2 separate regions of the Homo sapiens genome follow, and region 2 is linked to region 1. The links are chromatin loops, found by intact Hi-C in ENCODE. Cell type or tissue: dorsolateral prefrontal cortex. All regions are shown on one strand. Each heading gives the region's core, and the rest is flanking DNA. Links, peaks and the distances in the headings are about the cores only.

The links. Hi-C counts contacts between places; a loop is a spot of excess contacts. Peaks named below come from ENCODE experiments on the same cell type or tissue, not always from the same donor. Only the 100,000 strongest peaks of a DNase experiment are listed, where the experiment ranks them.
Region 2: a loop joins it to region 1, with 2.2 times the contacts of the local background. A loop is called at or near these places in 1 of 110 quality-filtered maps.

The regions. Positions count from the first base shown.
Region 1 is chr3:72,242,375-72,248,149 of GRCh38, forward strand. No RefSeq gene overlaps it. Among named protein-coding and RNA genes, the nearest start is that of LINC00870, 94 kb to the left of the region's middle. In dorsolateral prefrontal cortex, for the core only: no CTCF peak of the experiment used is centred there; DNase peaks (open chromatin) are centred at 3,327 and 4,517; H3K27ac peaks cover 5,000 bases.
Region 2 is chr3:72,061,761-72,067,535 of GRCh38, forward strand. The region is part of intron 2 of LINC00877 (long intergenic non-protein coding RNA 877); the gene reads right to left. Among named protein-coding and RNA genes, the nearest start is that of LINC00877, 36 kb to the right of the region's middle. In dorsolateral prefrontal cortex, for the core only: no CTCF peak of the experiment used is centred there; no DNase peak of the experiment used is centred there; H3K27ac peaks cover 442 bases.

The DNA.
Region 1 (5,775 bases), core at 461-5,460:
CCAGACCTCTCCAGGGACAACTGCTCCCTGGCAGCCTGAGGAAGCATCTTGCTGTCTCACCAGTCCATCAGCAAGGAGGCACTTCTTGCAGTCTACCCTGCAGTCTCAGCTGATACAATAGAAGTCAGCTCCTGTGTTCTCAGCCTGCACATCCCCCACCAAGATGGGAGGCCAGAAACAGAATATTTCTTCTGGCAGCTGCCAGCACTCACATGAACAAGAAAAACTCTGGGAATAAAACAAAAGTAAATACAAGTATTCAGCTTCATCCCATACAAAAGCCCTACTGACTCGCGATTAAAATGGGAGAAAGGATGTCCAGGCACCAAGAATGCAACTTTTTTTTTTTCCTTTTAGGAGGCAACCAATCAAACTGAGAAGAGAGCAGCAAAGACCATGCTCCTTGTGGCAGAGATAAACAATGGAGATGGGAAGGAGAGACAAAAAAGGTAGGGGGAAATGTTAAGGAAAGCAGGGACCGATTTTGTCAACGACAGGGCTCCTATTTTCTGAGAGGGATAAGCAGTCTAGGAGACTGCTCAGAAGCGGTCCAGAAGGGAGGCTCAGAGCATCAAGGAAAGAAGACAAACTCTGGAATTCTCCGCATGAGGGCTTAGATGTACATTCATTCATTCATTCATTCCCTGGTCAACAAATTTGTATTAAGCACATGACACATGCTGAATGTGCCGGGCATGGGTGGACACAAAATGCTCAGGCCCTGCCCTCACTGAGCTTAATCCAAAGGGATAGACAGGCGGTGGGCAAAGCCCTCAAATAAATACACAGCCACAAACTGTAATAAAGGACACTAACCCAGAACACTAAGAAAGAGTATCAGGTGAGCCATTCTCTCTCAGGGTGGTCAGAGAAGGCCCCTCTGATAAGGCAGCTCTTAACCCAAGTCCAGAGAATGAAGAGGAGGCCCCTGAGTCTGTCAAGGCAGAAAGGACCCATGTTCAAGGATGGAAGAAACCACTGGTACTGGAGCTTTATGTGTGATGAGGGGAAAAGAGCCAGGTGGGCTGGGAGGAGGAGGGAGGGTCCAGACTACACAGGGACACCTGGGTGCTTATAGAGCTTAGATTTTAGCCAAAGGACAGAGCCTCTTTTCTAAACCACCCCCCACCAGTGGGGTCCTATTCGTGGCACCTGCATTCATTTGAACAAAAGAAATGCAATTTACTTGAGGTCTCATTTGTTTGGGTAACAGACAGTGCTCATCTTCAGGAGAACAGGGGCCTTTACAGTAACTCCCCCAGCACTCCCAGCCCACAAACCAGGAACTCCTGACTTGGAACATAGTAAGAAACAACCAAGAGACCTCCAACAATCGTGTGGGGAGGAACGAAGGGACAGAGACAAAACAGTGTCAAAAGCCAGCTTTCATGGAAGCCATTGAACAGCCTTCTCCCACCTCCAGGTCCTCACCTGGCCTAGGAAGAAGCCCCACCCTCAGGCAGCCTGAAGCTTTGTTACTCACAGTGTGGCCTGGAAGCACCACCAGGAAGCTTGGCAGAAATGTGGACTGTAGGAGTTTCTCATTGTTCCTGTCACAAATTACCACCAACTTAGTAGCTCCAAACAACATGAATGTGTTCTTTTAAAGTTCTGTAGTTCAGAAGTCTGAAATGGGTCTCACTGGGCAAAAATCAAGGTGTCAGCAGGATCTCAAATCTGCAATCCTAGAGGCTCTGGGGGGAGAATCCACCTCCTTGCTCTCCCCAGCACCTAGAGGCTGCCTGCATCCCTTGGCTCGTGACTTCCTTCCTCCACTTTCAAGGCCAGCAAGAGCAGGTTGAGTCCTTTTCATGCTGACCTCTCTTCCTGCCTCCCTCTCCTCCACATAAGCACCCAGTGATTCCACCAGGCCCACCTGCATAATCCAGGATAATCTCCCCATCTCAAAGTCAGCCACTCAGCTACCTTAATTCCATCTGCAAACTTAACGTCCCTTAACCATGTAAACCAACATATTCACAGGTCCTGGGGATTAGGAAGCGAAATCTTTGAGGGGCTGTTATTCTGCCCACCGCATAGATGCAAAGGCCCCACCTGCACCGACTGAATCATCTGCCTTGGAATGAGATGCACAGGTGGCTCAGATGCACATTCAAGTTTGAGAAGCCCTGGCCTCCTTGCCCATCCAGGGCTGACGTCTCCTGGGCTGTACCCAGCACTGCCAGACTGCTGTGTTCAATTAGGCCTCAAGAACCCCTCCCTGAAGTCTGATTATCTCAGCCGGGTTGCCACAGCTGCAAACATTTCCTCTCTCTCCACATGCACTCCCATCCTTCATGGAGAAGGGGGTCTTTTGTCCGGAAGCCTGGACTTGGAGGCAGCCTCTTGTAGGGGGTCTGAGGTTTCTGAAATGTTTCCTTGGGGGAGGAAATGGGATTTGCATCTAGATATGGAACTTGAACACATCAGGGCAGAAGAGCAGAGTTTGCTCGTCTCCCATGGCAGGTCTGAGGATGGCTGGTTTTGGGGAAAGGTCAGCAAAGCTTGGCAACAACTGATTCCCTGCAACTCACTGCAATACAGGCTCCCAGATCTGGCAGGGAGGGGCTCTGGATGTTTTACAGATGAGGAAACTGAGGTTCAGAGAGGATGTGACTTGCTCAAGGTCACACAGGAGTGGAGAAGTTAGGAAAACAGGGAGCTGGGCCAGCGGGGCTATGCCGCACACCCCTGCATCTAGCTGTCATTTGGGGGGGTATTTCTCAACTGAGGGTCACCCCCCACAGGAAGGAGAGAGCAGGGATTAAGATCGCCAGACCTCTGGCTCCATCTGCTCTGAGGGAAAAATGATCACAGCAAATGCCTGGACTCAGCCTGATCCAGCCAGCTCCTCCATTTCCTCCAGACCAGAGCCGCCAGCCAAACTTGGAATTTTCCAAGCAGCCAGTTCAGCCATGGAAGCCCTCCAGGTGTCACCATCTGGGTCCAGCGACTCCAGGGCCCCAGTGGGAGGAAGAAGCACGTGCACTCACTGGGAACGCTGACCCAGAGCATTTCCTTCCTGCAGTAGACTCATCCCAGCCCGGCAAGAGTTCAGAACCAGCAGCCAGTTCCTGGCACACTGCCAGAGCCCCAGACAGATGCCAGGAATGACACTTCTTGGAGGTGCCCACTTCCAGGCAGAGCGCTTCTTTTGCCTGTCCCAGAGCCATCCCTTGCCCCAGCCCCACTGAGGAGCTGACATTTGGAAGCATCCCTCCACACCCCAGCAATGCTCAACCTCCCTTTGCTGCTGAAAAACATCTGGCCGGCTTGGCACCTAAGCTGGGTAAAAATAGCATGCCATCTTGTGAGCAGGCACCATGCCATTACAGCAGATGGAGACCTGCACTGCCAGCCAAGAGACTGCTGAATGGCAACAGACGCATTTGCAAGGGACAGGATTCACAGCTGGAAGGGTCAGAGGGCGGAAGTCAGGACCCTAGTGAGAGGGGCAGGAGGTGAAACGAGAGGGCCAGAGATTGGGGCAGGACCCCTCTGCCCTTCACAGGTGGGACCAGGCAGGGGAAGAGAGAAAATACCCTTGAACGCTAGAAGGCTGCAGAGCACACTAGTGAAGTCCTGGCTTTGAGGCCAGATGAACACACATTTAAATCTTACCTCTACCTTTACCAGCTATGTGACCCTGGGCCGGCTGTTTAACCTCTCCGAGTCTTAGTGTAAAATATACTCTGTAGGGTTCTGAGAAAGATAGTCCATCATTGTTTCTTTGCATATGCATTTTAGTGAGTGTCTCCCATGTGCCAGGCAGGCCCTGTGTTAGGTGTGGGATGTGGTGGTGAGCATGGGCCACCAACTTTTCTTCCAGCATGGGAGACAGACGTGAATTAAAAAAATGACACGAATAAAAGTAAAATGTCAACAGAGATAGATAGGTACTTCAAGCAGAAGGTTTGTGGTGCAATCAGAGCACATAATAAGGGCATGGGGGGAGCAGGGGTGACCAAGTCAAGGAAGATGTTCCCCAAGGAAGGGACAATTAAGATCCAAAGGATGAGTAGGGAATTATGTAGGGAAAAATGAGAGAAGGTATGTTAAGTCCTTAGCACAGTGCCTGGGATCTGATAAGTGTTGGTAAGTGGAATAGATTATTCATGAACACTTACTGAAAATAAAATCATAACCATAGCAATCTCTTCCACCAAGGGGTTACAGTGCAAGGCTTGGGCCTTTGGTGCCGTGAAGAGTCATGTCACAAGAGAGTCTGACCCGTGTCAACTGGCAAGGGAGCCAGAGGCGAATGGATGTTAGAAATAAAAACTCATAAAAATATCTCAAGCCTCTGGTGAGGCCCATTTGCAGGCCTCAGATACTGCAGTTCAAGCAACAAACCTCCTGAGAGGTTTGGACAGGTTGGCCAAGGCCCAGCCAGCTTTGCAGGCATGCTTTCTCCCCCTTTCTACAGGCAGCCTGCGCAAAAGCCGGGACCTTGCCTGCTCAAGCCTCCATTGCCCTGGCCCGAGCATGGCACAGGCTCCCTTTCTGTCCCCATTGACTGCAGGCCCTTGGCTGCCGCACACTGAACCTCACCCTTGGGGCAGAGCCAGCTTGTAGGGTGAGCAGGAGGCAGATTTCCCTCTTGGAATACAGACTGCCTTTGGATGAATATACAGACTCGAAGGGAGAGATGCTGGGAAGCAGGGTGAGGTCCCTTATGAAATGTCGGTCCCCAAACTCTGAGAGATGCCATGCTGTGTGGAGTCAAAGGTGACCCCTTCCTCACTGGCTGGAATGCCCACCAGCCAACAAGCAAACCATGCAGAAGCCTCCTGCGACCTGAATATCAGGCACATCATGTGCCTGTGTCCCTCAAAGAGGGATGAGGCAGAGGAAAGTAGCCAAGGGGTTGCTGCATTGAACGCCCCTGGTGCCCTGCCTTCCACCCTCCCCACCCACGCTTTGCCTCCAGCCGATGCTGCAGCCATCACGTGTGCCCACATCTCTCACTTTTCACACTGGGGATTCCCGGCTGCCATTTCATGCAGGAACGCACTCTGCTATTCTGCTGCCTGCCCAAACCCAACACACCAAACCCAACACATCATGGGCAATCTTTGACCCATGGAGGGCAGGAGCCAGTATACAATTACTTCCCTCTCTGTTCTTCAGCTAGACAATTCTTAGGACTCTTCTACGTGGCTTCTCAGAGGGTCCTGGCAGCCCTGAGCCCCATGGTCCACAGTGATGATCGGCTCAATAACATATTCTGCATTGCTTTCTTTCCTGCCCTGTCTCCAGTCTGTGAGGACAACATAAACTACCTGCATGCAAGCCTTTGTTCTGTAGCTCTGCTTTCTTGGGGTAACCCAAGCCAAGGCAGTGGTCTTCCTGCTGTCTCCCCACCAGCTGTCAGGAGAACTGGGGCTTACAGTGGCATGTGGGGCAGTTCTGTGGTCAAGAAGCCAGAGAGTTCCTGCCCCCTCCTCTCCTGGCTGGAGACTGAACAGCTGGATGGGATGAACTTCTCTAGTTGTCATGTGGGAAGGGCCCTTAGCCTGATGCCTTCCAAATGAATGTACAATAGAACTCTTCTGCCAATAGAATCATATGGATAGAGTGAATATTTGTTATTTGGGACTGTTGATCATTTATTCCTTTTTCCTAGAGAACCTGGCTTACTTCTTAGAAAAACACCTCATGACTCTTTGTGAGGTCTTGGTTGGAAAGATTTTTGGGTGACCACTGCCCACTTTGGAAGTCCAAGAGGTCATGGCTTCTCTTCCTGCCCCAGAGGCAGGCTCAGCCCACTGAAAG
Region 2 (5,775 bases), core at 272-5,271, 180 kb before region 1:
CTGAGGAAACTCTAGGATTCAGTGTAGAAATGTGCCTCTGAGGTATCCTGCTCCAAGGGTGAGGGGGCTAGGGTATTTATATACCCAATCCCATTAGTAATTGGTTGAGGGCTGCTCTCGGGGGGGTTCCGTCAGGAAGAGAAACTCCCAGGCAAAAAAACAGAGATGCCAGCAGTTGGAAGTCAGGCCAGTATGCATAAAAGTGGTAAGAATGCGGGGTACAGGAGGGTCCTGACAATGTCTGCCATGGCAGACTAGGTTAATAAACCTCTTGCCATAACCATGTCAAGAGGGAATAAGCTAATTCTTGCCCTTTGACACCTGGCTCTTGAATTCCTTTCAGTCATTTCTGGTGTTCATTTTTAACCAGGTATTACTCGTATTAAAATGTTGGAATGAGCTGAGTCACAGGTGGTTGGCCTAGATGGCAACTTGTTCCAGACCCTGACCTACAAATGCCTTTGGATAGATCCCTGGAAAGGCATGGCTCCAAATCCCTCTCTCTTGGTTTCTGTTGGCTGGCTGGTAGGCATAGCAGTGAAGTCAGGCTCTATGTGAATGTTGGGATCCTATCCCTCTCCTGTCCCATGTGTTCCAACTTGACCAGTCAAGACTGGCTGGGCAGACACACAATCCAACTCAAAACCACCAACATCAAGCAGTTTCTTGGTGTCTCTGTTTTGGGTGCAGAAATGACTTTTGGGGAAAGGAATCTATCCTGGGGGAAAGAGAGTGGAAGAAATTTCTATTATCTGTCTACACCTATCTATGTATCTATTTATGTACTCTATCTATCTATCTCTCTCTCTCTCTCTCTCTATATATATATATATATGTATGTATGTATATCATCACGCTGCTGATAAAGACATACCCAAGGCTAAGCAACCTATAAAAGAAAGAGTTTTAATTGGAATTAAAGTTCCACATGGCTGCGGAAGCCTCACAATCATGATGGAAGCAAGGAGGAGCAAGTCACATCTTACGTGGATGGTGGCTGGCAAAAAATGAGAGAGCTTGTGCAGGGGAATGCCTCTTTTTAAAACCATCAGATCTTGTGAGACTTATTCACTATCACAATAACAGCACAGGAAAGACTTGACTCCATGATTCAATTCCCTCCCACCAGGTCCCTCCCATAACACATGGGAATTCAAGATGAGATTTGGGTGGGGGCACAGCCAAACCATATCATTCTGCCCCTGACCCCTCCCAAATCTCATGTCCTCACATTTCAAAACCAATCATGCCTTCCCAACAGTCCCTCAAAGTCTTAACTCATTTCAGCATTAACTCAAAAGTCCACAGTCCAAAGTGTCATCTGAGACAAGACAAGTCCCTTCCACCGATGAGCCTGTAAATCACAAGCAAATTTGTTACTTCCTAGATACAATGGGGGTACAGGCATTGGGTAAATACAGCCATTCCAAATGGGAGAAATTGGCCAAAACAAAGGGGCTACAGGTCCCATGCAAGTCCAGAATCCAGCAGGGCAGTCAAATATTAAAGCTTCAAAATGATCTCCTTTGACTCCATGTCTCACATCCAAGTCATGCTGATGCAAGAGGTGGGTTCCCATGGTCTTGGGCAGCTCCACTCCTGTGGCTTTGCAGGGTACAGCCTCCCTCCCAGCTGCCTTCATGGGCTGGTGTTGAATTTCTGTGGCTTTTCCAGGCACACGGTGCAAGCTGTCAGTGGATCTACCATTCTGGGGTCTGGAGGACAGTGGTCCTCTTCTCATAACTCCACTAGGCAGTGCCCCAGTGGGGACTCTGTGTGGGGGCTCTGAACCCACATTTCCCTTCCACACTGCCCTAGCAGAGGTTCTCCATGAGGACCCCACCCCTGAAACAAACTTCTGCCTGGGCATCCAGGCATTTCCATACATCTTCTGAAATCTAAGCAGAGATTCCCAAATCTCAACTCTTGACTGCTGTGTACTCACAGCCTCAACACCATGTGGAAGCTGCCAAGGCTTGGGGCTTGGACCCTCTGAAGCCATGGCCTGAGCTCTACGTTGGCCCCTTTCGGCCACAGCTGGAATGGCTGGGATTCAGGGTACCAAGTCCTTAGGCTGCACACAGCATGCCCATGAAACCACTTGTTCCTCCTAGGCCTCAGGGCCTGTGATGGGAGGGGCTGCTGTGAAGACCTCTGACATGCCCTGGAGACATTTTCCCCACTGCTTGGTGATTAACATTCGGCTTCTTGTTACTTATGCAAATTTCGGCAGCCAGCTTGAATTTCTTCTCAGAAAATGGGATTTTCTTTTTTATCCCATTGTCAGGCTGCAAATTTTTTGAACTTTTATGCTCTGCTTCCCTTATAAAACTGAATGCCTTTAACAGCACCCAAGTCACCTCTTGAATGCTTTTCTGCTTAGAAATTTCTTTTGCCAGATACCCTAAATCATCTCTTTCAAGCTCAAAGTTTCACAAATCTCTAAGGCAGGGACAAAATGCTGCCAGTCTCTTTGCTAAAACATAATAAGAGTCACCTTTGCTCCAGTTCCCAACAAATTCCTCATCTCCATCTGAGACCACCTCAGCCTGGATTTCATTGGCCATATCATATCAGCATTCTGGTCAAAGCCATTCAACAAGTCTCTAGCAAGTTCCAAACTTTCCCACATTTTCCTATCTTCTACTGAGCCCTCCAAACTGTTCCAACCTCTGCCTGTTACCCAGTTCCAAAGTCGCTTCCACATTTTCAGGTATCTTTTCAGCAGTGTCCCACTCTACTGGTACCAATTTACTGTATTAGTATGTTTTCATGCTGCTGATAAAGACATACCCAAGGCTGAGCAACTTACAAGAGAAAGAGATTTAATTGGAATTACAGTTCCATGTGGCTGGGGAAGCCTCACAATCATGGTGGAAGGCAAGGAGGAACAAGTCACAACTTATGTGGATGGCAGCTGGCAAAAAATGAGAGAGCTTGTGTAGGGGAACGCCTCTTTTTAAAACCATCAGATCTTGTGAGACTTTTCACTATCATGAGAACAGCATGGGGAAGACTTGCCCCCACGATTCAATTCCCTCCCACCAAGTCCCTCCCACAACACGTGAGAATTCAAGATGAGATTTGGGTGGGGACAAAGCCAAACCATATCTATCTATCTATCTATCTATCTATCTATCTATCTATCTATCTATCTATAATCTATCTATCTATCTATAATCTATCTATCTATCTCTCTATCTATCTATAATCTATCTATCTATCTATCTAGTTTTAGAAGGGATATTGCAGGGCAAGGATAGGAGAAATATGTGTCCTGTCAGTGGTGGAGAAATTCTACAGGAGGGGAGGATTTGATAGTTTCAAAGGTTGGCACCTCATTTTGCCAAAATCAACTTAGATGGGTCTGCATTTGGGTCCGTTTTCTTTCTAGGATGTTGATATTAATATCACCCTGTAGGTACATTCCATACACTCCAAGGCCTTTTAATCTTTTTAGTATTCTATGCATTCAAAGGAAAAGAGAGAGGGAGAAAAGAGGGAAAGAAAAGGTAAGAGATACAGAGGGTAAAATTGAAGTTCTGATGAAAATGCAAACATGGCACTTCCCTTTAAAAGAGAATGAGGCAGCAGGTTCATTGGTTTTCCACAGTGCCACAGAGCTCCAGGCCTTTGTTCATTCACAGCTCTTCAGAAACAAGATTCTTTTATTCGAGTGAACTGTTCCTCACTGGATGGATCTCAAATTCCAAGCCAAGTGAATGTGACTATAGGGGAAAGAGTGTTCACTGCAGAAGAATGAAGAGCCCAGTGCAAACCAAGGAGGCTGAGGACATCATTGATTCAATATTTTGTCAACTGTATTGATTTAACTAGGCAGAAGAGGCCCCTTCCCTTATCATTCTGAATCAAGGGCTTGAAGTGAGTTCATTAATTCACTTTTTCACTCCTTCATTTATTCATTCAGTCAGTCTTTATTGAGCATCTACTCTATTATGGATTTAGTGATGAATAACAAAGCCAGGTTGCCTGCCTTCGTAGAGTTTATATTCTAGTGGTGGTGGGAAATAGGAAATAAAGAAGTTAAATAAATGTGGCAATTTCAGATTGTGGCAGGTGCTATGAAGGGAATAAAACAATGGTGCAGTAGATGTTAATCAGTCAGGGTGGTATGTTACATAAAGTGGTGTTCTTATGATCTATTACTGTGTAACAGATCACTTCAAAACTTAATGGTCAAAACAAACATCTCTGCTCCATGGAGTGTCAGCTGGGGAGGCTCAGCTAGGGCTGGCTCATTCACGAGGCTGGCAAGTTGGTGCTGGTTGTGAGCTGAGACTCAGCCTCGACTGCCTGACACCCATGGGTTTTAGTACTTCCCATGTGGCTGCTTGAGCTTCTTTACAGTGTGATTGTTGGGTTCTCAGAGTTAGTATTCCAAGAGGCAAGGTGGAAGCTGCAAATCTTGATATAATCTAGACTTGAACGTCTCCATAGTTTACTTTTGCTGCATGTGACTGTTCAAATGAGTCACTGAGGCCAGCCTAGATGCATGGAGAGGGGAACAGACTCCACAGGTGGTCTGGAGGATCTCTCTGAGGAGATGATTTTGAAACTATTAATGTATCTTGAAGAATGATTTTAGTACCAACTAGGTAAAAAGCACTAGGTAGGGCTTCTAGGCAGAAAGAACAACAAATGCCAAGGCCATGAGGAAGAAAAGAACGTGGCATGACTGCAGGACAGTTTGTTGAAAGGCCACTGTGACTGCAGCACTGTGGGCTGGAGAAGCTTAGTGGTAGATGAGTTGAAAAGATAAGCAGTGACTGGCTGACATAGCCCACATTAAGGAGTGCAGATTTTATTCTAAGTGCGGTGAGAAGCCCTTCAAGGATTTTTAAACAGGAGTGACATGATCTGATTTACTTTTGAGAGTTTACATTGACAGCTATATTAGCTTGCTAGGGCTTCCGTAAAATAATACTACAGACTGGGTGACTTAAACAACAGAAATTTATTTTCTCATAGTCTGGAAGCTGGAAGTCCAAAATCAAGGTGTCGGCAAATATGATTTCTTGGGGCTTCTCTCCTTGGCTTGCAGATGGCCACATTCTCACTGTGTCCTCTCTGTGTGCACACATTTTCTCTGTGTGCATGCATCCCTGGATGTCTTTCTGTGTGTCAAAATCCCTCTGATCACATATGCTGGCTGCTATTTGAGAAGGCCATCCTCTGGCCAGCCTGGTCCTGGAATATTTCTGCACAATCTACCACTGGATGCAATGGTGCATAAAGTGGTTCATCTGTCTAAAGGGGTGTATTAGTCAGTTTTCATGTTGCTCATAAAGATATACCTGAGACTGGGCAATTTACAAAAGAAAGAGGTTTAATTGGACCCACAGTTCCACGTGGCTGGGGAGGCCTTACAATCATCGCAGAAGGCAAGGAAGAGCAAGTCACATCTTATGTGGATGGCAGCAGGTAAAGAGAGCTTGTGGAGGGAAACTCTCCGTTTTAAAAACCATCAGATCTCATGAGACTTATTCACTGTCACAAAAACAGTAGAGGAAAGACCTGCCCCGATGATTCAATTACCTCCCACTGGGCACCTCCCATAACATGTCGGAATTCAAGATGAGATTGGGGTGGGGACACAGCCAAACCATATCAAAGGGCTAAAGAAAAAAATATCCCTTATTTTAACCTCTACTTTCCCCTTACCCTATCCTCATGCAATGGACTACCTAAGAGGTGGGGAAGGGAAGATTTGCCAATTACTACCAAGGGAGTTAAAAACTTGAAAGCAGCAAAAGA